2 separate regions of the Homo sapiens genome follow, and region 1 is linked to region 2. A link is an interaction called in ENCODE POLR2A ChIA-PET data of the cell type or tissue named here. Cell type or tissue: MCF 10A. All regions are shown on one strand. Links, peaks and the distances in the headings refer to the core of each region. The heading gives the core; the rest is flanking DNA.

What was found. Peaks named below come from ENCODE experiments on the same cell type or tissue, not always from the same donor. Only the 100,000 strongest peaks of a DNase experiment are listed, where the experiment ranks them.
Region 1: POLR2A ChIA-PET joins it to region 2 with 5 read pairs; 2 of 35 experiments call an interaction of 5 or more read pairs at or near these places.

The regions. Positions count from the first base shown.
Region 1 is chr15:60,341,678-60,352,473 of GRCh38, forward strand. ANXA2 (annexin A2) reads right to left here. Exons shown (of 13, transcript NM_004039.3): 9 at 10,706-10,796; 10 at 10,047-10,142; 11 at 9,516-9,574; 12 at 7,398-7,520; 13 at 5,474-6,012. The coding sequence ends at 5,953. Among named protein-coding and RNA genes, the nearest start is that of ANXA2, 51 kb to the right of the region's middle. In MCF 10A, for the core only: no CTCF peak of the experiment used is centred there; no DNase peak of the experiment used is centred there.
Region 2 is chr15:60,066,160-60,077,112 of GRCh38, forward strand. No RefSeq gene overlaps it. Among named protein-coding and RNA genes, the nearest start is that of FOXB1, 67 kb to the left of the region's middle. In MCF 10A, for the core only: no CTCF peak of the experiment used is centred there; a DNase peak (open chromatin) is centred at 4,942.

The DNA.
Region 1 (10,796 bases), core at 8,297-10,796, 280 kb after region 2:
ACTGAGATTGGAAAATAGGCTTTGACATTGAGCAGGACCTCATTCCCCATTCCCAGGCCCAGTCAAGAAGACTTTTCCAGGGGTACCCAATACTGCTGTGGTCAGTTTTTGATCTCCTGCAAACACTCGACTTCCCAATCAGCGGTCAGACACTCCAGGTGATATATGGGGGCTGGGCACCATTTCCCATCACCTGGGAACTTCCTCTTTCCATCTCTGGAAACCCAGCTCTCCCAGGGAAAGGCTGTTTGCTTCTCTCTTTCACCCCACAGCCCACTCCTTTGAGATAATCCAGGTATATATCCTGGATTGAACTAGACATTGAAAAACCAAAAGCCACCTTAACTCTCCCATGGGGCGAGGAAGGCCTGACTGTGGCTGCCTAAACACCAACTCCTCTTTGAGAAGGGGGAGGAAAAACTGCCTCTTGTTCTTTCTGATGAGCTTTCTGTCAAGGAAACAAGAGCTGATTCCCAAATGGGTCATCTTGCCAATTATATTAATAGCAATCCGTTCCAACTGGGGTTTCAGGTGATTTCCGTTTTCTTCTTCACACTTTTCTGTGTTTTCCAACTTTCTGCAATGATTATATAATCCTCTTTTAAGAAAACCATACCAAAAAAACAACAACCAAAAAATCCAGCTTTATGGATTGCCTCCTCATGCCTGTAATCCCAGCACTTTGGGAGGCCGAGGTGGGTGGATCACTTGAACTCTGGAGTTCGACACCAGTCTGGGCAACATGGCAAAACTCCATCTCCACGAAGAAATACAAAAATTATCTAGGTGTGGTGGTATGCACCTGTAGTCCCAGCAACTCAGGGGACTGAGGCAGGGACAGCTTGAGCCTAGGAGGTCAAGGCTGCAGTGAGCCATGTCCACACCACTGCACTCCAGCCTGGGTGACAAAGCAAGGATTTGTCAAAAAAAAAAAAAAAAAAAAGAACAAAACAAAAAAGGATTGCCGCCCCTAGAAACTTTCCAGGTGGTTCTCTTGGATGCAATCAGCTACTCTCAACCCCCAAGTGCCTGTGCTTTTCCCAATCACAGCCCTTGTCATTCTGCTTGGCTGGCTTTGCCTTGCTCTTACTCTCTCTTATCTCCATATCCCTAGTGCTTTGTTCAGGGACCAGCACATAGGAGGTGTGTCTATTGAATAAATGAAGTCAATGAATGAATACATGGATGACTGAGGACCAATATTACCTGCAGAACTATAGACTTTAACAAATCTTCATAGTCATATATCAGCTCATGTCTATTCAGACAAAGGCAATTCATTGAGACCAAGATGGTTCTCCAAAACCCAAGACTCCATGGTAAAATTTGAAATCTGGCGATCTCGGAGTAACAAAGGCTTGTTTCAAACATTTCTCTGTTCCTAATCCAAACTCCTTGTTATTTCTTGGATTAATTAATCTTTAGACATTTACTTGAAAGCATAATTGCCTTGGGCTATACATTAGTTCATTCTCACATTGCTATAAAGATACTACCCGAGACTGGGTAATTTATAAAGAAAAGAGATTTAATTGACTCACTGTTCTACATGGCTGGGTAGGCCTCAGGAAGCTACAATCACGGCAGAAGGTGAAGGGGAAGCATGGACCCTCTTCACATGGCAGTAGGAGAGAGACGTGCAAGCAGGGGAAATGCCAGACAGTTGTAAAACCATCAGATCTCATGAGAACTCAGTCACAGGAAGAGCATGGGGGAAACCCACCCCTGTGATCCAATCACCTCCTTCCCTCCACACGTGGCGATTACAATTGGAGATGAGATCTGGCTGAGGACACAGAGCCAAGCTGTATCAGGCTGTAATGGATTACAGCTGAGAAAGTTCCAATTTGTCCTCACCAACTGTTTAAAAACATCAGCCACCCTCACAGCCAGGTTCCAGTGGCATTACATGTTTTTTCTGGTTTGTTTCTTATTAGTAGAGACCTGGTGGTTCAACTACAGGTCAGCAAGGGGGTCAGGGGTGTGTTGGAGGAGGGCCACGATCATCCCTAAATATTTAGCTCATTTCCTTCACTGATTTTAGGGGCACAAGAAAGTCCTCTTGTACCCCAACCATTCATTTCCTAACTCTTCTCATGCCTGTACTAGGAGGACAAAACTTCCATTCCAAGATAGAAGATAGGGTGGGTCCTGCAGACTCATCCCAGGGAAAAGGACATGGGCTAACAGCCATACCAAGGAGTAGCTGGGAGATGCCCTTCCCAGAGCAGTAAGGAGGCCACCAGAGTCCTGGGAGCAGCAGGAGGCACAGCTGTCCTACAGACCCTGTAAGGAGACCAGGAAGACTTAAGTCTACCTTTGACTCCCTCCCAATTTTGCCCAGAGCTTGCCTAGCTTTTGCACCGAATGCAGGCTATTTAAAGCTGGAATTGTTGAGTTTGGATTTCTGTCAGGGATTTCTATCTGGTTCCCTCTCCTCTAACATTCTACTGCGAGGAACAAGACCGAGAGGCCTGATTAGGGACACAGAGCTGGGAACAGCACAAATGCAAAAGAGGACTGGCAAAGTGTTTTTGTTTCAGGGGAAAGTGTTTTTGTTTCAGGAAACCTGCTGACATAGGGAATGCTTCTGTTTTTCTGCAGAAATGCTGCCTTCAGTGGACAAAATTCAGCCACAATCAAGCTAATTGAGTGCACAAATGTAATATTTTTCCAGGGCACCTCCAATTTAATGCTTGATGAAATTGTGTCTTTCGCATATATTTACAAAAGCTTTTCTTCATCCAGAAATGTCTGTTAAAATTGCTTATAGATGCTGAGATAGCAAATCACTCTTCTAATGTAATGAGGTAAGTCATCTCTATAAACTTTGCTTGCTCAAATGTACTCGCGTAAAAGAAATCGGGCTACAAGCTTTTCTCAATAAATAGAATGAACAACTAGAACTTGATGGCTGTAGCATGTTCTGCCTCACTGCTAAGGGATGTTTAAAATTGCTCGCACTCTCTCTCCTCGCTCTTGCAGCAGAGTTTTCATTTTGGTAGTTGATGGAAAAAGGAGGTCAAATAAACCGATGTGGATAAGAAGCCAAAGCCGTTTGTCAAAACACAGGGAGAGGACTGGAGACGGGAGTCATTTAAAAACTAAAAATTGATTTAAAAGATTTCTGTCCTCAAATCATTTGTCTTGCTAAATGTAGCCATTTTGTGAGCCTGGTTTTCCCTGCTGTAGCTATATTTACTAATAGTTTATACCATGGGAACTTCACATACTGGGGAAGATTCATATATACAGCCATTTGTGCATAGCCCAGTAAAACTGGTCTGAAGATCAAGTCCATGGAGAAGTCAAGACCTTTCGGGGTTCACCCATTTGTTTCTCAATAAGATTTGCCTTCTAACTTTTTTAACTGGAAGGGCAACTCTGTAGCAAAAGGCGGAAAAGACCATCTCACACACACCTAGGTCACAATACAGGGCTGTCATGTATGGCTGCACAGGTTGTGCACTGCACAACACCAAGGGAGGTATCATTCACATAGACTACAACAGGATGAGTGTTCTCTGGGGTTGTGCAACATGATGGCTCTGCCCAGCCCCACCAAGGCAGGGAGAAAAAAATCATGTTCTTGATCACAGTGTTACAGTACAATAAGTTTTCATAGCTACATTGCATCAATTACCTTTTATTCCTCAAAGAATAAAATCAAAGTTCTTGTTACCAACTCACAGCCTGCCAGGTACCCTTTTCCTTCTCTTTGCAAAGTAAAATTTCTGGGGAGAATAAGTCAAACCTCCAGATGGTTCTCTTTATTCATGAAACAGTTTGGACAGCTTGACTGAAGAGGACAGGCTGAAATCCAGAAGAAAATGGGACCAAAATTCAAGTGCCCTGGCTGTGAGTTTTGGAAAACACTGGACTGCCATTGCTTTGTATAGAGGAAAAACAGTAGACAGTGTTTGAAACAGTTCTCCAAGCGCCTTTCCTATGTTGGCCTGCCCTTTCAACTTTCCCACATACCTGTTGGCCACACCAGTGGCCAGACTGTCCTGGGCACAGTGGGAGCGTAAGTTTCCCCATATTCACCCCATGGCCTTGTCTGCTCCACACCACTGCTCCCTTTGCAGCCTGAAACACACGTATGATTGAGAGGTAACAATGCCTAAATGTTCACTGATCTGAAACACTGCTCCTGACAGTCTCTGCCCAGCCCTATCAATTCTGAGTTCAGTATAATTTGGGGTTAATGAGAAAGGTCCTGCTTCTTAGGCAGTTCCTTGAACTCTGCCCAAGCACACAGAACAGTATATTCTGTGATTTGGGGCATCCATTTTAATATGTATAGGCAGGACACATTTGATAAAATACCTGATTTTTGCATAACCTGCTTTTTAAGGACTATCTCAGGGGCCTTTCACATACGTTATGGGCCACTAGTGACCCAAGAGCCATGCTCGATCCAAATTTCCATCTAAAGTTTGCCAAAGGGCCAAAATAGCAGCCAATCAGCTCACGGATGTATTTGGTTTGGTCAATGCCATGTTGTTACGACTGTTGTTTGAATTGAATTTGAATGCCTCAAGCAAGGCAGGCATTCCCCATTTTCCCCAGATTCCCCACTTCTGTCCAACCTGCCCATTTCATACATTCATTTCCATTACCTACCTAGTCCCTGCAGATGACTGAGTGGGCCCTGCATCAGCCAGGTGCCAAAAATGAGTAGTTGACACACCCTCCACTAAGGAGAAGGGTTAGGAGGAGTAGTCAACTTCCCCTCACTCCCAGCCCTCTACCCTGCTTATGGGGAGCACTTGTATAAAAAGGAATCTGCAGAACCCAGTACCAGCAGCCTGGGGACAGCACCTTCACATTTATGAACACAGATAGATACATATATATACATGCGTATGCAGTCTATCCATGAAAATGTACTGGAAACCAGGCGACTCCAGGGAAGGCCACTGGCTAGTAAGGGAGAGACATAACTTTCCCTGTACAGAAAGAAGTCTCTGAACTTTTTGACATGTGTACCATTGTATCAGCGACCTGTCATTCATTCCCAGACCCTTAAGAACCTGCATGGAGTGCTTTCTCCCAGCTGTAAAACCTCACCTTAGATTTTAGTGTGCAGCTCAAATTGTTCCTTTTCTCTATCATCTTTCTCAATCCTCCCAGTCAAAAGAAATCCCTTCTCCGTGCTTCCCATCGGCTTGTGTTGGATCTCCTTTGCCAGAATGCTGTAGCCTGCCCCACCCTGCCCCACTGCTCTCTCCAGTTTGTGGCTGCCCCTGATGCTTATTTTCACCTAATTAACCTGTAGAAAGATAAGCAGATAAGGGGTCCCTCTGGGACCCTTTTTCTCCCCCATAGGTCCTCTCATGCCCTGGGCATGTACTGCTGCCCAACAGAACTTTCTATCGAAATGTTCCCTGCCTGCGCTGTCCAGATATACTAGCTGCTGACCACATGTGAAAGCTGAGCATTCGAAATGTGGATTGTGTGACTCAGGAACTGATTTTATTTTATTTTATTTCATTTAAATTTAACTTAAATAGCGACACTTGGATAGGGGCAACCATACTGTACAGCTCAGTCCCAGAGCTTTCTTCCTACAGGGACAGCCTCACCAGCTGAACCCCAAGCACGTTTAATTTTCAAACAATTCAGTTGAAAGCAGGGCCACAAAGTACGTGTTTCTAAAGTACAAATTCAGTTTATTCATCTGTTTATGACACAGTACACAGGAGGCAAAGTGTTTCACATCATAGACTTCACTTCCAACTCCTTGGAATGTTCATTTCTTTGGCTTACAGGAGAGACTAGACAGGAAGGCCAGGCAATGCTTAGGCAACTAAAATGAGGTTGGGGGTAATGCTAACGTCACCCTCACAGGGATGGCCACGGGGACTGTTATTCGCAAGCTGGTTTTCTAGACCTGTTAGCTGGAAGCATGGTGAGCACCATTTCTGGACGCTCAGGCCGTGTCGGGCTTCAGTCATCTCCACCACACAGGTACAGCAGCGCTTTCTGGTAGTCGCCCTTAGTGTCTTGCTACAATGGCCCAGGAAAGAAAAGAAACGTGGTATCAGAAAAAAGCCCAGACTCCTCAATAACACAGAAGTAGCCTCAACGCACAATGAAGCTTCTCCCATGACAAAGAGAAGACTCTGCAGGAGACCTGCCCTGATACAAAGGCCTGGAAGGCCACACCCAAACCATTGCCAGGGAAGCCTCCAGGAGTGTGGTCGGAGGAGGTGCTGGGGAAGACACTCAAGGCTCCTTAGGACTGTGGGGTGGAGGGAGTGCAAGGTGCTGAGGATTGACATAGGTTAGTGACCAGGGCTGTTCTTACTGCAGCAAGGTCCTACAAACACCCTAACTTTCCTCTCTCGTCCTCGTCTTTCCACAGAAAACAGGGTACTTTCCTAGCTCACTCTCCTATTTCCTGCATTATTAAGGTCAAGTGGAAATAAGCTGGTGAGGTGAGGAACAATTACTAAGAGTCTAACTGGTCCTTTGACTTTAAACATGTGCCCTAATAAACCTGGCTACAAAAAATCCAGCTCTAACTTTATCCTTGCTAACCATGGGCATGCCTTTGGACATCTGAGGAACTTCTAGAAAGGGGAATTGCAAGGGCTGTCTGAAATCTACACAGTGGTACCACTGTGAATGCCATCACTTCCTTACTGCAAATGCGACATCACATCAAAACAGACAGATGCTAAACTGATTGGAGAGATGGGAGTTCTGAATAACTGAAAGTTGTTAGGCCTATCCCAGAGGATTTTTCAAGGAACCAATGCATAATAAAAGTAAAATGTGGCCGGGCGCAGTGGCTCACGCCTGTCATCCCAGCACTTTGGGAGGCCGAGGCGGGCGGATCACGAGGTCAGGAGATCGAGACCATCCTGGCTAACACGGTGAAACCCTGTCTCTACTAAAAATACAAAAAAATTAGCCGGGTGTGGTGGCGGGCGCCTGTAGTCCTAGCTACTTGGGAGGCTGAGGCAGGAAAATGGTGTGAACCCAGAAGTCGGAGGTTGCAGTGAGCCGAGATTGTGGCCACTGCACTCCAGCCTGGGCGAGAGAGCAAGACTCCGTCTCAAAAAAAAAAAAAAAAGTAAAATGTAACTGATCTTCCAAGCCTCTTCGGGATGTCAGCAAGCCTTGCAGGATCATCGTCATGAACACCGATGATCATTGTAGAGTAACAGATGTGAAAAATATAAAACATCTGCCTGATTGTACAAAGTCCAGGACAAATCACAAATGGTGCTTTCAAAATAAATCCCTGATAGTTGATGACTAGCATCTCTTCCCCAGAGAGTCAGAAAACAGAAAATCGCCACTCTGTCATCATTCTGCCAGGCCACCTGCCAGGGCCCGGGGTGCTCTGGACGGCAGGGCAGGCTGACACTGCACCTCGGGCTTACCTGGATATAATAGTACAGGGACTTGCCGTACTTTCTCTTGAATTCAGACCTAATTTTCAACATGTCCACTTCACTGCGGGAGACCATGATTCTGATCAGGACCTTATCTCGCGTCCCCTTGCCCTGAAAATCAAGTTGATATTTGTTACATTCGCTGAGAATGTTATCGTTAAAGAAAGCGTCTACAGGTTGAGCATCCCTGATCTGAAAATCTGAAATCTAAAATGCTCCAAAATCCAAAACTTTTTCAGTGCCGACATGATGCCACAATGAAAAATTCCACATACAGCACTTAACACAAACTGTTTCATGCACAAAATTATCAAAAGCGTTGTATAAAATTACCTTTAGGCTATGTGTGTAAGGTCTATATAAAACATAAATGAATCTCAAGTTTAGACTTGGGTCCCATCCCTAAAATATTTCATCATATATATGCAAATATTACAAAATCAAAAATAAATCTGAGATATAAAACATTCCTGGTCCCAAGCATTTTGGATAAGGGATATTAGGGCACAGTGTACACTGCCTGGGTGATAAGTACACCAAAATCTCAAAAATCACCACGAAAGAACTTATTCATGTAACCGAACACTACTTGTTTCCCAAAAACCTATAAGAAAGGAAAGACAGAGAGAGAGAGGGAAAGACAGAGAGAGAGAGAGAAAGAAAGAGAGAAAGAAAGAAAAAGGGAAGGAAGGAAGGAGAGAGAAAGAGAGAAGAAAGGGAAAGGGAAAGGAAGGAAAGGGAGGGAGGGGAAGGAAAGGGAGGGAGGTGAAGGCAGGGAGGCAGGGGAAGGCAAGGAGGCAGGAGAAGGCAGGGAGGCAGGGGAAGGCAGGGAGGCAGGGGAAGGCAGGGAGGCAGGGGAAGGCAGGGAGGCAGGGGAAGGCAGGGAGGGAGGGGAAGGCAGGGAGGCAGGGGAAGGCAGGGAGGGAGGGGAAGGCAGGGAGGCAGGGGAAGGCAGGGAGGGAGGGGAAGGCAGGGAGGCAGGGGAAGGCAGGGAGGGAGGGGAAGGCAGGGAGGGAGGGGAAGGCAGGGAGGGAGGGGAAGGCAGGGAGGGAGGGGAAGGCAGGGAGGCAGGGGAAGGCAGGGAGGGAGGGAGGAAAAAAGAAAGAAAAAAAAAGACAAGACAAGAAAAGAAAAGAAAGAAGAGCATCTGGGAATTCCAAACACACCAGGCTGTAGTCAGCACAGACTCCCACTCTATGCCACCATTCAATAAATATATACTGAGCACCTACTACTGCAAGGCTCAGTTCAAGCAGTCTGAGTCTCCATATGTAACAAGAGGTTCCTGACTCTTGCAGGCTTAGAGGGAACATGCCAACACATTTCTATCATCGCTCTGTGCCATTTCTAATGATATGTGCAATAAAGACCACTGAGTTTACTTCCAGAGCATCAGAGCGAAGGCACCAAGGGGTGCTATTTGATATGGAACTCAAAGACAGATGGCAGAGGCAGCACAGACAAGGGAGATGTTCCAGAAGGAAAATGCAAAAGCCTAGAAGCCAGAAAACACATGGCACACTTGAGGTGTAGAAAATGGGATGGGTCTACGGGAAGAGGTGGTTCGTTTAGGGAAGGGTTGTGGGGCTGTCTTTGGGGTCTGATAGACCCAGGTTCAAATCTGTCTGTGTAACTTCAAGCAGGCTGAGGTATTCTGAGCTCCATCTCTGCATTTATAAAGAAGATAATCATAAGCCTCAGAGGTTGTTATGCAATGATTTAAGGTAAAATAGTAGCACTTGTCCACTGTATAGTGGGTGCTTAATAATCGCTCCCTTCCTCGCTTGTCTTGACTCTGGCAGTAACAGGAAGAAATCACGGAGAAACCTAAGCAGGGATCAGACACGACTACCATGTCGCATTTTCTCTCTCCCATGGCACTTTACTTTTTGTCTGTACGCAAATACATGTTCAAGCAGCTGAGAGAAAGAAGACAGATTTGTGGTTCTCTCAGCTGTCACATACAACCACAGCTGACTAGTGTGTTCCTGCATCCACACAGTGGGGTCCCCTTCCTCCATCCATGAATCAAGGAGACTCAATTTGGGACCCAAAAGAAGAAAAGCTGAGTGTGGAAACACAGCTCTCTCAGCCAGCTGCCCTTACCTTCATGGAGTCATACAGCCGATCAGCAAAATACAGGGGCTTGTTCTGAATGCACTGAACTGTGGAGAGAAGAAAGGGAGTCAGCGCTGCAGCTGCTCTGGTCTCTCCTCTACCAATGAGAGAGGATGCCCTGGCCCTGGGCCACAAACCAGAAGTGACCTAATGCAATGGAAAAGGGCTGCAAAATAGGACAGGCTAAGGGAAATCTAGAAATCCTCTGCAATACTAAGTTCCACCACGGTTTTAAACCAGGGGTCTCTGAGGCCTGCAGAACCCAAGTGCATACGTGAGTTTCCACAACACACCCCTCTCTCCTCCTGTTCTCTTACTCCTCCCTGGCAACAATCTGTTACCAAGTTAGGCCTTTCTTCAGTTTTATATTCTGAAATCTATACAATTAAGACTGTAAAACTATCCAAAGCATGCATAGAAGCCACACCTCCCAAACACATTTGGATTAACAGGATGGCCATCTGTCACTTCTGCTCTGGTAGCTGATGTCTACCAGGAATGGGGGCCACATTCACTTACCCAGGTTCAGGAAAGCATTTTCCAGGTCTCCTTTAACCTCTTTCCTGATGCTTTCCAACATGTCATAAGGGCTGTAACTCTTGTACCTATCAAATACTGAGGAAAAACAACAAAGAGTTATCAGATCCGAGCCACTAGTCAAAGCTGTCAACGATCACCCACCTAGTTTTATGCACCATAATTTTTTTAAAAATTGAGGATGATCACAGCATCCTAGGAGCTTAGAGGTTACCACGGTGACCAGAGCCAACATTGGCCAAGTTTGTCGTGGAACAGCCATACCACCTGTCCTGAATGGCACTGCCCAGGCCACATATTTGGACCATCTCTATCTCCCCTGAGTGGAACCCATTCCATCCGAAAACCATAGGAAACAGTACAGAGCATGCACCAAAGTCCACTACTTCAACAAATAATGGCAAGACCAAATGATCATCAAACAAGAAGGAGCTGCAGAATAAAGCACCAAATGCAGAAACTATTTGCAAGAGAAAAGAATCCAGAATGGGAGAGAAAGGTGAGGGAAAATGGGTGAGCCTATGAGAGTGCCAAGCGGAGACAGAACCTCATTCTGGCAGACTCCATCCCAACATGGACATCCACCCAGCCGCCCCAGCCAGGGCCCCAAGGCACTGAGACTCCCTCAGCACAGTGCCCACCTTTCTGGAGGTGGGGCACGCTCCGCTCGGTCATGATGCTGATCCACTTGGGAACATCAGTTCCTTTCCTCTTCACTCCAGCGTCATAGAG
Region 2 (10,953 bases), core at 3,788-6,287:
CTCACTCTTGATACCCACCAGCTGCCACTGATAGCCCAGAGCCTCCAAAAGCCCCATCTGCGCCACTGTGAGCAGGAAATGAGACACGACCTTCCACAAACCATTCTGCAGAGCAGCAGACATCCTAAAGAGTTCAGGCTTCCCATCATCCCAAATGTAGCCCTCCTAACCGCCTGTTGACCGTGCAGGTTGCCTTTGGGAGGCTGACCAGTCACATCAGGGATGGGTAGAATTCCCTCTACCTGGTTCTAGAAATTTTCCTCTAGGCCCTGGCTCATTCTGTCTCTCTGCCAGATTCTCATTAGCCAAAGAAGAAGTAAAAACTTCCTTCCAGACTTCATCTTCTGATCCAGCCAGATGGTAGATAAATAAATAACAGAGCAAAGAGGAAAAACATACCTGCTTTTGCTTAATAAAATACTGATAGTATATGCTGTTGTCACAGGAAATATTCAGATGGCAACAGCAGACGAACAGGCACAATGTGATGGAAGAAGGCCTGGAAGGCAGGGCTTCCATTCTTAGCCTCTGATTTTCATTGCACAGAAGACTGGAGGGAGTTAGGAGGGCTTTGGGAGCTCAGGAGAAGTCAAGTAAACTTAAGGCATTAAACCCAAGTAAAAGTAGTTCCATCCTCTTGGATGACATTGGTTTGGTATTCTCTAGAGTGACTGCCTGGAAGCGAAATTCAAAATGTGGAAGTTTTGCTTGAATGGAGTCATAGAATCCTAACTCCTGCTGTGCAGATCCTTCTTACAAGAAATACCAAGCCATCCTCTCAGAAATTTCTGCTTGAGTTTGGTACCAGAAAAACATATATGTCTGTTATGAATTTGAATAGTTTCTATGTCAGGAAAAGAAAACCACCCGTGTGAAGAAAGGTTTCCTCTTTTGCCTGAGCTGCCAGGAAACATGAAGCCCAAATCAGTACCCAACTGTCAGAACACCATTGTCCCAGGTGTGGGGCAGAGGAGAGACAGGGGAGGGGTAGGAGGGCAGCCACTGGATGTGCTTCCCTTAGATAATCTCTGTTTTGATATTGTTCTTATTTGCATGAGACTTGTAAAAGTCTCAGATAATTTTGGAAGTATCTAGGACTCAAAATCCAACCTAAACAATAAATAACAACTTTGTAAACCCTTTAGAATTTTATTTACGTATATAGAAGCTCCCAGCTAGTCACAAGTCCTTTTCATTGATTCATCCAGGCAAGCCACCTAAAGTAATTTTGCTTGACAGTGTTGTGTCACTTTAGTGGTCAGGATTCTTCAGAGAAACACGATAGATAGAGAAATAGGTAGATAAAGTAGGTAGGTAGGTAGGTAGGTAGGTAGATAGATACATAGATAGACAGATAGATAGATAGATAGATAGATAGATAAATTTATTATAAGATATTGGCTCACACATTTAAGGAGGCTAAGTCTCACAATATGTCCACTGTAAGCTGAAGACCCAGAAAAACTGGTAGTATAGCTGTAAGGCCTGAGAGCTGGTAGGCCAATGATGTAGATTCCAGTCCAAGATGGAAGGCATGAAAACCAGGAGCTCTGTGTGCAGGAGAAGAGTGACATGCCAGCTCAAGAGTTTGACAGAGAAAGAGCAAATCTTCCCTTCCTACATTGTTTTGTTCTATCCAGAGCTTCAACAGATCGGATGAGGCCCACCCACACTGGGGAGGGCCATCTGCTTTACTCAGTCCACCAATCCAAATGCTAATCTCTTCTGGAAACCCCCTCACAGACATACCCAGAGAAAATGCTTAATGAGATGCCTGGGCATCCTGTGATCCAGTCGACTTGACACATAAAATTGCCTATCACAGCCACTCTAGTTCAAGTTACTGAAAACATTTATATTTTTATTTCTCTTTTTGCTTCTTTTCTCTACTTCCTTCAGTAAATATTATATGTGTCATATACCTACAGAGTGGCAGGTCTTGTGCTACCCATCAGAGAACAGACGTGAGCAGAATTAGATGGGGACTTAATCTGGGGAGCTTAGAGCAAAGATGGGAAAAGAAGAATAATCAAATAACCTCCCAAATGAAAGAGGAAAAGCACAATGCTAATACATGCTGCAAATAATGGATGTATGGTACCATCAGAGTACAAAATAGGGGGCTTTGTCATAGGGTAGACAATCAAGGAACGCTTCCCTGGGGAAATGATGACTGAGCTAAAGGATGACTCTTCTAAAGGAAGAGAAAAAGTTCGCTAATAATGAAAAAAAATTATACAGCATTTTCAGACCATAAAATATTCTAAATGCATTATCGTACTTAATCCTCACTCATAATTTAACTCATATTTATTCAGCCTTTATCACATGGCAGAGGAAGGGTGGCATTGAGATCTTCCTTTGAAAGAGAGAGACTGGCAGCATGACAGGGTAAGGGACCTAGCAGAGAATCAGAGTAATTAATAAGGACCGGAATTTTGATATTTCTACAAATGTCTTAGCGGCATTATGGCTAACACTATACTAATGTCACGGAAATATGAAGGAAACAGCCTCTCAGATGTTCATCAATTTCTGCCAGTTCTTTAGGTACTTTGGAGCCATGTTTACTCATGTACGTTCCATTATCAGGATCATTGAAGATTAATACTAGAAGAATCCTTTGAATCCCTTCATCTTACACATGGCGAGGAAACCAAATCACTACATCACTTTTTAATATGCTACAGACTAGGCACAGTGGCTCACTCCTATAATCCAGCACTCTGGGAGGCCGAGGTAAGAGGATTGCTTGAGGCTGGGAGCTCAAGACTAGCCTGGGCAACATAGTGAGACACTGTCTCAAAAAAAAAAAAAAAAAAAAAGAAAGAAATTAAAACAAACAAAAAAAAAGCACGCTACCATTCAGACTTGTCACTAAATCAGCTCTTTTTCCAAGTTTGTCCAAGTTAAGGACTTTTTATTGCACCATGGATCAAAGTTCAAACATCATCCTCAGCAAATCCTGAAGATCAAATTCTACATATCGGCTTACTAATTGGACAAGTGCAACTTCTGCCCACCAAACCAGCACCTTGGAGGAATTTGAGCGTGGCACTTAGGCAACATAAGCAGAAAGCTCAGTAGCAGAGCATTTGGTTCTGTGGCTACTTCCCTGGGATAAAGGGGAACCAGTGCTTGCACGGCAGATAGAGCCAGGCTCTTTTCTAATACAATCCCAACATTTCTCTCACAAGGGAGAAATATGTGTTAGGGTCAAATAACCCAGAGACAGGATTGATTTTTCTGATTGTAATGGAGGCCTCAATGATCACACTATTTATTGGGCTATACCTGATCCCTAGGTACGACCTGTCTTCCTGTATTTCTGTACTCACCAATCTGAGTCTGAACTTAAATCAGACCAAATCAAGGAGGAATCATTCATATTTGAGGCAGACTTTTTATTTCTATAAATCTTAAAGGTTATCTTCTTGAGGCTGGGTCCCCAGCTGTCATATAAAAAGATAAAAGATAATGTACCAAAATAATCTGATCTTTGACAAGTGAGATTATCAAAGATTATCAGTCTCAGAACAAGTGCTTGGGTTTATTTTTTATGTGGCCATGTGTGATCTAAAGTTAAAAATAATACAAGTGGATTCAAATTCATGGCTAATTGTACATCAAAATGAACTCACTACAGAGTCATTTAAAGCATAAAAATATAGAACTGTTAAGAATTCAACTTATTGGCCGGGCGCAGTGGCTCACGCCTGTAATCCCAGCACTTTGGGAGGCCGAGGCGGGTGGATCACGACGTCAGGAGATTGAGACTATCTTGGCTAACATGGTGAAACACCGTTTCTAATAAAAAATACAAAAAATTAGCCAGGCGTGGTGGTGGGTTCCTGTAGTCCCAGCTACTCGGGAGGCTGAGGCAAGAGAATGGCATGAACCTGGGAGGTGGAGCTTGCAGTGAGCTGAGATTGTGCCACTGCACTCTAGCCTGGGTGACAGAGCGAGATTCGGTCTCAAAAAAAAAAAAAAAAGAATTCAACTTATTAACCTAAGAAATAAGAAGAGCGGAAAAGGGGAAAAACAAATAATTATTGAAGTACCTACAACAATCCAATGAAATAGTTATTCTCATTTTCAGTTGAAGAAATTGAGTTTGAGAGAAATTAAGTAATATATTTCCTAGACCCCAAACTTCTTAAAGGCAAGAGCAATAATCTTATTTATTTGTCTATCAGCCAGCTCCACATCTTCACACAGCAATTGCTCCATAAATGTTTCATGATAGAGTAAACTGGCAGAACTACGGCTTGGACATGGATCGATGTGACTCCAAATCCCAGGTTCTTGCTGGTCATGCTGCTTCTACAGCTACAGCAGCGAGAAAACACTGTTGAAATTCAGCTACAGAGGCCAGGTGTGGTGGCTCACGCCTATAATCCCAGCAGTTTGGGAGGCCAAGGCGGGCAGAGCACTTGAGGTCAGGAGCTTGAGACCAGCCTGGCCAATATGGCGAAACCCCGTCTCTACTAAATATACAAAAATTAGCTGGGCGTGTTGGTGGGCGCCTGTAATCCCAGCTACTCAGGAGGCTGAGGCACGAGAATCACTTGAACCTGGGAGCTGGAGGTTGCAGTGAGCAGAGACTGAGCCACTGCACTCCAGCCTGGGCGACAGAGTGAGACTTGGTCTCAAAAAAAAAAAAAAAAAAAAAAAACCAGAAAGAAGTTCAGCTACACTACAAATAAATCAAAAAACAGCTTTCTGATTTTCTCAATTAGACTTCATAAACATTTATTGAGCATCACTGTGTGCTTAGTGTCGTGCCACACATCATGGGAGGCACACAAAATGTGGAAGGCATGGTGTTTACGTTGGAAGACTTTCCATGCTAGCTGATGAAAAAATTCCTGATGATTTATAGATGAGTCAGAGAAGCACTTAAAGGAAATGTACAAGCACATGTAAGGCGGCCAAACTACACAAAGGAATGTTGAGCTAAATAAAAGAAAGAAACAAACTCTTGTGGGGCTAAGTATGGAACAAGTGGAGTCTTGAACCTGGACCTCTTGGGAAGGGTGGGAAGGACAGAGGGCACTGCAGCTGGAAAAGTGTTTGAGTGATGGTGGGTGAGTGGGAGGGGGAAGCTCTGGTCTGCTGAGGTCAGATTCTTACTTCAGGGCAACAATTTTGAATCAGAAAGGGAGAACCGAAGGTTTGTTGCCGGGGGCCTTGAAGCAGCTTGAGGCAGTTGGGATCAACCTGACAAGTTCTCGTATATTGTCAAAGGAGCTTGCAGGCATAGTTGCAGAAGATGGCTGTGGGAGTATCACGCCAAATAGAAATCCAGAAAACGGTAGAGCCAAGAAAACACAAAGTTTGGGATGACAGCATAGGGAAAATTGATCCATGACAAATTTCTTCAGAGAACTTTGGTGACTGCCACTCATATAGGTTGGTCTTTCATATATATATATATTTATATATATATGTGTGTGTATGTGTTTATGTGTTTTTTTTTGTTTTTGTTTTTGTTTTTTTTTTTTAGTACACGGTCTCACTCTGTCACCCAGGCTGGAGTGCAGTGGCGCAATTCAGCTGCTATGGCTCACTGCAGCCTGAACCTTTTGGATTCAGGTGATCCTCATACCTCAGCTTCCTGAGTAGCTGGGACTACAGGCATTTGCCACCATCCCTGGCTAACTTTTGTATTTTTTGTAGAGGTAGGGTTTTGCCACATTGTCCAGGCTGGTCACAAACTCCTGGGCTCAAGCAATCCACCCACCTCTGCCTCCCAAAGTGCTAGGGTAACAGATGTGAGCTGCCAACCCCAGCATCTTTTAGATATTTTATATTGACTTACAAATGTTTTGGTAACATGAAGACAGTATCATACCTTGTTAGGTCAGAAACATAAGGGAAAACAGCTTTCCAAGCAATTCAGTCCATTTCCTCTGCCTTTTGCAGTTCTTGGGAGTATTACATGCATAGCTAGTTCATATTCTCATAATTATAGAATGTTAGAAATAGAAGAGATCTCAGAAACCATCAGTCCAATCCCCATATTTAGAAAATAAGACAACCTTAACCCAGAAAGGTTTTGTGCCCCTCCAAGATCACACAGCTAGTTAGCAGCCACTACATTTTATTCCCCGGGCCAGGGTAACAATTGCTCAGTATTGTTCCATAATCTGAGTTCAGTTTAGTAAATAACATTGGCCCTTAAACAGACATATGGAGCACTGCACCATAACTCTGTTGTCACAAACTTTCTTCCTCTCCTAATGTTTGATCTCCATTTTCCCTTTTTATTAAAATTTAGAGGTTGAGGATTACATCTTATTCATTCCTGCACATCAGCACTTAGCATCATGTCTGGCACATAGCAGGTATGCAATACATTTTCGTTGAGTTGACCTGAATTTGAATCACTGATTTTCATGCCCGCGCTCTCAGGGGCTTTGGTGACTTACTTCATTTTTTAAAATAAAAGAATTATCAGATCATTGAACTGGAAGGGACCATAGAGATTAACTCTTGCTCTACAAGTGAAGATGACAAAGCCCAAGGAAGGTAAAAAGATGTATCCCAAAGACAGCACTCATGCTGGGTTCCAGACCCTATTTTCCAGATTACATGATTTGCTCTTTGGTAGAAAGTATTATATTTTTTCAATATTTGCATGTTGGACAGATTCTAGAATATCAGCTTTTTAAGGGGAACAAAAATCTACAGAGTATCTTGTGCTCTTCTATGAAACTTACTGCCAGTAAGTAGGATAATAAACGTCTTAGATGGCCAAATGATTCTGTGACAAATGATTTCAGGGAAGAATTTCCCACTGAGCATGGGCTTGAGCTCACTTTGAAAACATTCCATTAGTAGGAAAAACTGACTCTCAGAGAGGCAGTGAAATCAAAGCTGGAAAAAGCCAAGACAACTGGGGCCCCAGAGTTAGATGTGGGTCCAATACTGTACAGATCAATTGCTCTAGTCTATGCTTCAGCCAACAATAATAGCCCTACCCTGACCCCCTGCTTACTTCCTGCTAACTTGTGACCTAGGAGAACCAAGTGTGAGCATGAGACCAGCGTAGGCCAACCTATCACTGGAACTGGGAAACAACACTCCCCCATGTCTGGCTGCATGTGGCCAGAGCATCCTCTCCTAACACAAAGGGCTGGCCATTAATCCTTCCCGAGTGGAAGGTCAAACAGAGGCTGCCCTGCAACGCTCTGCTGGTTTCATTCAAGCTCTTCATGGCTGTGGCCCTAAAACTCTCTTCGCACTGACAATGTCTGGTGGAGGAGTCATGGGCTGAAGTGGTTCTAGAAGCCACTTGGTCAATGACAGGGCACTCACAGGAAGTTTGGCTCTTAACTTGGAGGCTATATTAGTCTGCTAGGGCTGTCATAACAAAATAGCACAGATCGTGTGGTTTTAAACTACAGACATTTATTTTCTCACAGTTCTGGTGGCTGGAAGTCCAAGATCAAGGGGTCGGCAGGTTTGATTTCTCCTGAGGCCTCTCTCCTTGGCTTGCAGATGGCCACCTTTTTGCTGTGTCCTCCCATGGCCTTTTCTCTGGGTGTGCGCATCCCTGGTGTCTCTTCCTCTTCTCATGAGCACACTAGTCATATTGGCTCAGGGCTCCACCTTTATGATTTCCTTTCACCTCAATTATCTCCTTCAAGGCCCTATCTCCAAATACCATCACATTGAGAGTTAGGGTTTACCTATGAATTTGGGGGTACAGAATCCAGTCCATAACAGAGGGAAGCCAGCCTCTCCACTTTGCAATCACTGGTGTGTCTCTTCTTACTACTACTTAATTTTCATTGGTCTTTTCTCAAAGAGACATTTGTGATTGATTTAGAAAGCAATGGAAAGAAATCATCTGCTAGTTGAGTTCTTAAGTAAAGCTGTTAAAACTGCAATTAAAAGGGAGAAAACATAAAAAAGAAATCACCTTTCCAGAAAGAATAAAACAGTATTTGTGTTACACTCTGCAAGGTCAGGGGCATAAACACACAAACACGTGAAGGGGAAGAAGCCAGGAAGTTCTCTTAACAGAAGTGAGCAACTTTGCTGGCAGGCTGTTGAGAGCAAGCCTTGTCTGCCTGATTTACACAGGTACAGAGAGAATGGTCTGGAGGCTGCGGGCCTGCTCAGCCAAACGCCCATGTGTGCATGAAATTAGAATGTCAACATTTGATTCATGCTGCCAAGCTGTGACTGTGAAACAAATTATGTCAGTGGGTGGCAACTGCAATATTAGTCTAAGCAGATAACATTTAACTATAAAAAGGGGCCCAGTCTTCCAGCCTTCTCTCTTTTATTATTTTAAGATCAACATTGTTAGACCTAGATGGGATAAAATTTTGAGACAAAGGAAGATGTTTTATGTGGAGGCATGGGTACTTTAGGCCAGAACACATTGCAATTCAAGAGATGTTTGCACCTAACCATCTTGTTGAAATCTAGCAGTCGGGTAATGGCAATGATGATTTTTACAAACAACCACCACCCACTCAAATGAGTTCAAAGTAGATGACTGTGTCATTTGTGGGATAAACAAACCGCAATTAAATAATCTGCTTCTTATAAAGATAGCCTTTGATTCCTAAGCAGAAGCTAGTAACTTTGTCCTTAAATGCATTTCAGTAAAGGAAGTGGCCGATACCTTGAAAGAGACAGTGAACAAATTCTTCCAACTAATTTCCTGGGTTCCACGCAAAGTAATTTCTCCAGAGTGAGGTCTGTACAGATGTTTGTGTTGAAACCTGTTATTTTCTACTCAGCTGACTTAAGCTGGTGCCTGTTGAAAATAAATTTTAAATTAATATGCCGTTAAAATTTGCTGAGGGACTTCATGTAAAAAGTAGGGGTTTGGTCGGTGTGTATTTTTTCTTTAAGACTTTCTTGGTGAAGCTACGCCTGCCTACAACTTAAACTTGACCTACGAGATGACGGTTTTCCCATGAAATGAAGCGCACATCTATCTCCATTTGAGGCCCACTTCTTTAACCAGCAATATGGCAAAACATCAGTTTGAAGTTTTATTCCATTACAAACACCCATGTAGTTAAAGTTAATGCTGTGAAAAATCCAACTTGTAGCAGTGAACTGTTTATAGAAGGAGCATTCACTTAGCAGTTAAGCCAGGCCAAGACAACACCACAGGATTCATGTGCAGAGAGGCTATGGAGAGCTTTTTGGGGGAAGGGACACAGCAAGAGATGAGTGTCGCTTAAAAAACTGTTGACTAGTTTAAAACAGTTTTACTTCTGAAAATGAAGATACCCTCGCATCTCCTCATGGTTAAACATGAATACCCCTTTGGACTCACTGCGTAGAATGATGATCTCCATTTTCTCCTGCTATTGTTCTCATATCCCCACTCATAGGTAACTATGTTCAAAACTTTGTAATTGCAATTTTCCTCTTATGAAAGCACAGAGTAAAGGCCCAAGGGTTTTGTCAAAGAGGAAGCATTCGTAGAATATGGTTCTCTTAAACAGCATTCCTATTTGATGAAGAGGACTGTGGAGAGAGAAAACTTTAAAATTCACCAGTAAATCTTTTGGCGCTATCATTTTTTATTCCAGTTCCCTTATACCAGACAAAAGCAACACCATAGCAAGATCATCAGTAGGTTGATTTTGGAATTGCTTATCTTGTTGAATAGGGCATATTTCTCAAGACATTAATAAGTAGTTCTTCTCTTTAAAGCTGGGTGTAGTAGGCTATAAACTCACAAAGGAGCAAAACAGATTTCTCAAAACTAGACATTGTAGGGCAGCAAGCCCAGAATTTCTATTTTGTCTCCAGTACATGGTTGATGAAGGTGGGCATGTAACCCCACTGATCTGGTTTTTGCCTACATGTACAATCCCTGAGCTGAAACATTCTCATTGTCTGAGGTGTTTGTGAAAAACGGCGTCCGTGGAAGCCCTCTGAAACAGATCATTATAAAAGGGAGAGGTGTGAGGTAAAATGCCTGTCTGACCCACCAGTCTGGTCTATTGCTTCAGCCATGGCTATTGATGCAGAAATGAGCTCTACTGCTGCCTCTCAGGCAAGAATTTCCACTTTGAAATTTCATTCATTCTGAAAACACCCCTTGGTTAGGCCATATTTCCTTTTCATTCAGTTGATGTCAGAGCCTGCCAGCCACTTTAAAGCCTTAACCTCTTCACAATCATATAACACATTCTGCCGTTTATTTCAAAAACAATTCACAGACCGAAGGGAATATTTTCTCTCTATGGGGACATTGCAGGCTTGTAACTTCTCCATCCTCTGAAAACCATAGAAGAAAGTTGGCATTATCACCCGCAGTTAACTGTCAAATGCATTTAATGCTTTATCAGGAGAACTAGGGACAAAACTGTTCTCATCACACCATGTCAGGAAAGTAAATTGGGGTTCTCCACCATGTAGGAAATTTACTTTATTCCTTCAGTCAGAGATGTAAAAATTAGGAGATCAGAGAATGGAATAAACAATATTTTGATGTAAACAGATGATCAACATGAGAGGAATGACCGTCTGGTCACCCGGGGGGTTTATTCAGTTAACACTTCCACCCCTTAAAGACAATGGCGTGCAATCAATGCATATAGGGCCTTTCAGGCCCGTTGCTAAGTGATACGCAGTGTCAACAGAAAAATGCCGGATGTACAGAGGACTGCTCCAGGCCCAGGAGAGATCAACACCCTCTGATGATATTTTAAACTTAATTCAGTTCCCGATGAAGATTGTGACAGGTTCCGTGGCCACAGCAGAAAAGATGTTTGCACTTCAAAATCCGACTTCGTAAAGTTGCTCTGCTGTGTGCAAAGAGTGTTTAATTTGGTAACAAGTGAATCGTGGCCCAAACAGTATTTGGTTCAAATAGGAAAAGGCACCCAGCAGGGGCATCCTGAATATTCATTTCTTGCAAGGCACAGCAGTCATCTTACAATCTCTGCTTCAGTATCAGAGCTGCTCATT